Linked DNA regions of Homo sapiens: region 1 is linked to region 2. Evidence: read pairs that join two places in POLR2A ChIA-PET (ENCODE). Cell type or tissue: PC-3. All regions are shown on one strand.

Region 1 (2,500 bases), 210 kb before region 2:
TGTGAAAGTAATTTGGAAATGTAAATGTGTAATGTAGTATTATTGTTGGAGGAGCCTTCAGTTCACTTTCGTTGAGGAGGTCGAGGGAACATTAGGGACATGGGGAATTTTATGTGTTGAGTTAGGAGAATAAGCTAGAGAATCACATGCTGGGTTTCAAAAGGAAAAATGGTCTTAAATAAAACTGTGTGTTTTCCCAGTGAATTTGTGGAAAGAACGTAAAATCCCCCATTATTGGTCTCTGTTTTAACGAAAGAAAGGGAAACTTTATTTAAAGGGCCTGTCGACCATATCAGCAATGTGTGGGTAACATCAGTGAGCATAGGAGGGAATCATCTAGGGCAAACTTAGCTTTCAAAATGGGCCTGGTGTGGTGGCTCATGACTGTAATCCCAGTGCTTTGGGAGGCTGAGGTGGGAGGATTGCTTGAGCCCAAGAGTTTGAGGCTGCAGTGAGGCATGATTGTGCCACTGCAGTCCAGCCTGGGTGACAGAGCAAGACTCTCTAGAAAAATAAATAAATAAATACATACATAAAAAGAGTAGGCCCTTTGAGTCCCAAATCAATTGCCTAAGTATGCTACCTTATAAGGTAGTCTATTAAACCTTTGTGAAACGATTATGCTAGCACTGATTGTCGGGCACACACTGCTCAGTGGGGATTCCCATGTGTTCTGCCCCACACGTTACTGATGATGGGCCTTTCAGAATTGTGTTTCAAAATATTTCCATCTGAGCATTATGCCTTATGCTGGCCATGTGAACACCTTATTTAAGGGAAGGAGAGAGAACTGCATTTTGAGTTTCTCATCGTGTATTTTCAACCCACTGCAGGCTAGATTATCTGCCCCTCAGTATTAAAATTACGAGGTCTCAACCCCTCTTGATGCTCTATTAACAATCTGGTACCATGTGGAACACAATCAGGAAGCCTCTGAGCTGGAGAAAGTGTGCGGTTATTGTTATTGATTGCATCAAAAGACAGGCATGTGATCAGGGAGAAGCTGGTGAGGAGGAAAGGCGAGGCTCCTTCCAGGGCCTGGGAGGGGTGAAGGGCCTGTCCGTCCAGCACGGATTCTCTGGCACCAACTGGGTGTCCCACACCTCAGTTCAATTCTGATGTTAACTACCCAGAGTTGGCGCAGACCCCACAGGTGAAGGGGCTTGGCAAGACTGTCCTCACTTCAGGCACCAGCTGTAAGTCCTGGGTCTCCAGGCTACTCATACTTCTGTCCAACTTGGCTACAAATTTGAGAGTTCCCATGACCTCCCTTCTGGTTGGATGGTTTGCTAGAATGACTCACAGAGCTCAGGAATGTGCTACAGGTTACAACTACAGTTTTATTATAATGGATACAAATGAGCAGCCAGATGGAGAGATGTAGGGCAGCAAGGTCTGGGGCAGGGGTGGGGGCGGGGACAGCGGCAGGTGCAGGAGCTTCTGTCCCGCTGGAGTCAGGGTGCTGCACCCTCCCAGAGAGTCAATTATGTTCACCAGCCAGGAAGTCCCCAAGCCTCACTGTTGCAGTATTTGTCCAGGGTTTCACTAAGTAGGCATGTGTGATGAAATCATTGGCATGTGACTGAACTCAAATTTTCAGCTCCCTCTGCTCCCTGGAGATCAGGGCGTGGGGCTGAAACCTCCAACTCTCTAATCACGTGCTTGGCCTTTCTGACGTGGCCAGCCTCTCCCCTGAAACTATGCGAGGGCCACCTCCTTTGTGCAAACTCAGGTAGGAGTTGTATAAGGGGCTGTTTCTGAATAACAAAGCACAGTGGAATCACTCAGGAAATGCGAAGGGTTTGGGAAGCTCTGTGCCAGAAACCATGGACAAAGACAAACAGGTATTTTGATGAGACCACAGCACAAGTTTGTTCATCACAGAGTCCTGGGTTCAGATCCTGGCTTCTCCTTGCTGGGTGAGGCTCTGCCCTCTCAGAACCTGATATGCTTCCTAAGTAAGGTGAGGGGACTGACAGGACCTGCCTCTCAGGGTTGTTGTCCAAATTCAGTGGGTAAGGCTGAGAAAGGCTTGATGGGAGATCAAGCAATGGCAGGATTCAGGGTGGCAGTGGTGCTGCGGTGAGGGGTACGCACAAACACCACGCTGTGGACGCAGACCCCAGACAGTCCTTAAAACGCTCAACACAGAAGTCTAGGACAGAAAACTTGGTCAACATTTGGAATTTACTGTTTTTTTTTTTTGTTGTTGTTGTTGTTTGGTTTTGGTTTTTGAATCAGAGTCTTGCTCTGTTGCCCAGGCTGGAGTGCAGTGGCGCAGTCTTGGCTCACTGCAGCCTCTGCCTCCTGGGCTCAAGTGATTCTCCTGCCTCAGCTTCCTGAGTAGCTGGGATTACAGGTGCATGCCACTATGCCCCCTAATTTTTTTATTTTTAGTAGAGACAGGGTTTCACCATGTTGGCCAGGCTGGTCTCGAACTCCTGACCTCAAGTGGCCCACCCACCCTGGCCTCCCAAAGTGCTGGGATTATGGATGTGAG
Region 2 (2,500 bases):
TGTGCGATCTTGTGTTTATCTTTAGCACACTTAATTAGCTACAACCCGGGACTGTTGCCATTTGAACAAGTTGTTAAGAAAATCTGCCATGTTTTGCTCTTTTTTAAAAGGAATGACTTTAATAACCATAGCAACACTTACTCAGTTTTGTGATCCACTCCAAGATTATGGGAGCAAGAACAGATACTCCTGAAAGCAACCCTCACCTCCTCCCCCGCCCCCTGCCCTCAGCAAGTCCTGGCCTGTGTGAACTGAAGGGTTTGGAAGCTCTGGTTTCTAGGAGTGCCCAGAAGCTAGAAAGACTAGGGTGTACTAGTTATTGAGGGGCAGTTGTCAGTGGCAGTGTGGGGGCACCCCAGTTGTTATTCGAGGCACTGCATTGCTTTTTTGTCTCCTCTGTAAGCATCCTGCCTCAGTGTCAGGGCTTGCAGAACTAGGCCTGGAGTTATGCCCCCTACCCAACCAAGGCTTTGCCTTTTGCCCCCCACTATGGTGCCACCTACTTGGGTTTCCCACAGTTGGTAGTGCCAGGCAGGAAGCAGGAGTGCAGGTTGCAGGAAGGGAGAGCAGAGGAAACAGAAGTTGCTTAGGAGGGAGTTGGGCAGGCTCTGTCCCCAGCAGATCCAAGGGTCCCTGACAAAGAGAACACCTCACCTCCGCCCCTCCCCAGAGGCACACAGAATGCCCCCTCCCACCACCTCCAGGCTGTTAATTCACACCCACCCAGGCTGCCCCCAGGCTCCCCAGACCTGTGCCAGTCAAGCCTGGCCTGTGGCTGTGACACCTGCATTACCCCAGATGGTTGCCTGACCTAGGCCTGTCCTTCTATCTGCTTTGTTTTTATGTTGATTACTAGGTGAAGCACAGTGTTAAAAACGGGAAGAAAAGGCTAGGAATGCAGTTATGGGAGTGTGAGGCTGGGTTGGAATAGGTGGGAGAAAGTCCAGGGCTGAGTGTGTGGACCCTGCTCTAGGGATCTGACCGGCTCAAGCTCCCAGGCCATTAAACAAAGTTGTTAATGTCAAAAAAAAAAAAAAAAAAAAAAAGGGAGAGAGTAAACAAATCTCTCCTCTGTTATTCTGCACCTGGAGAAAAGTAAACCCCTTGGGCATAATAGGCTGTCACCAATTAGACATCCGGGAAAGGCTTTTCTGGGTTTAGCCCTTTTGGGGAAGCATGGGGGTAGATGTAAGTGTGTGAACCTTCACCCAAGTTCTGGAGAAGGATTCCAGAGTGAAAGAGGTTTCCATGCTGAGTCTTGCATTTAAGGGACCTTCCATGGCGTAGCTGCAAAGAAACCTGAATTGCCCAGGATTAACCACCTTTCCTTTAGACGGTGAGCAGTGTGTTTCATGAACACATTACACATTTTAGGGTTGTCTATGGAGGTATCGGCACTCTCATTACTATTTTTAACATTTTATTCTCTGTTCAGGGTTAAGAACTTCACCCACCTAAGTCAGCTCCTGATACAACATGGAATGTTCCAGCAATGAAATGTGAACTTAAGATATTTGGATTAAAACCCCAAAGTTGAGTCAGGTTTAAATATTCTGCAAGAAGCAGTGAGCTCCTTTTGTCTATTTGGGCACAGTTTTCGTGAATTATTTAGGCTTTTCTTAGATGCCTGAGCTCCGTGGTTAGACAGCAGATAAGTTATTTTTCCCTTTAATGCTGAGGCATTTTCACTGATTTCAGTCTTACTCATTAGAAAATTCTGTGCTCACCCACAGCTGCCAGGGTTTCTAGAACACAACACCCTACCTTCTCCTGTAGACATTTTAGTCCGTCCTCGCTCCTGCACTGTGGCTTTCACAGTCAAATGTGAGTTGACCAGCCGTCATTTGTGAGCTGTGAGTGGTATTTTTGGAACTTGCCCACCCCCATTCCCCCAGAGTCCTGTGGAGGTCATGCTCATGGGTTCTGCCACCGGGACAGGAAAGTTTGGACATTACTACCAAAAAAATGCAACGTGACTAAGCACCGTTTAAAATAGCCTTTCTTATTCTCTTGTAAAATTGCAGGGATTTCCATGACAGATGTCGTTTTAGTCATTTTAAAACTTCAGCGCGCTGAGCCTCATCAGCATATTTTTATTTTTGACATTTCATATTTTAGAGTGGATTGAAAACTAATTTGATCCGTTTCAATTTGGAACATCCCTCAAGGTCATTTTACCAGCATTTAGGCCAGTGTTGATCTTGCTTTCATTTTAAACATAGTTATTTTCTCTCTGTGAAGTGATTACTCCTTGCTTGGTGTGTGGTCTGGTGACTTGTTAATTTCAAAATTCTACGATGCAAGCGGGTTTGGACGTGGAGCCTGGCCCGGTGTGGCCAGGCTGTGGCTTTGCCCATCGCAACGGCTGCCTTTGCCTCAAATGGCTCGAGGCTGGCACCTGGTCAATATTTGCTTTTGTCCAAAAGAAGGAAACAGTAGAGGACTTGGGTGGTGTAATTTTAGAACTTTACTGTTGGGTTGTTGGCTTGAAAGATCCATT

Evidence for each region. ChIA-PET counts read pairs that join two places held together with the same protein. Peaks named below come from ENCODE experiments on the same cell type or tissue, not always from the same donor. Only the 100,000 strongest peaks of a DNase experiment are listed, where the experiment ranks them.
Region 1: POLR2A ChIA-PET joins it to region 2 with 12 read pairs; 2 of 35 experiments call an interaction of 5 or more read pairs at or near these places.

What each region holds. Positions count from the first base shown.
Region 1 is chr2:111,658,709-111,661,208 of GRCh38, reverse strand. No RefSeq gene overlaps it. Among named protein-coding and RNA genes, the nearest start is that of MIR4771-2, 110 kb to the left of the region's middle. In PC-3, no CTCF peak of the experiment used is centred here; DNase peaks (open chromatin) are centred at 1,308 and 1,598; H3K27ac peaks cover 2,500 bases.
Region 2 is chr2:111,451,769-111,454,268 of GRCh38, reverse strand. All of the region lies in intron 1 of MIR4435-2HG (MIR4435-2 host gene), which reads left to right. Among named protein-coding and RNA genes, the nearest start is that of SOCAR, 38 kb to the left of the region's middle. RefSeq lists enhancers at 1-656, 657-1,391. In PC-3, no CTCF peak of the experiment used is centred here; no DNase peak of the experiment used is centred here.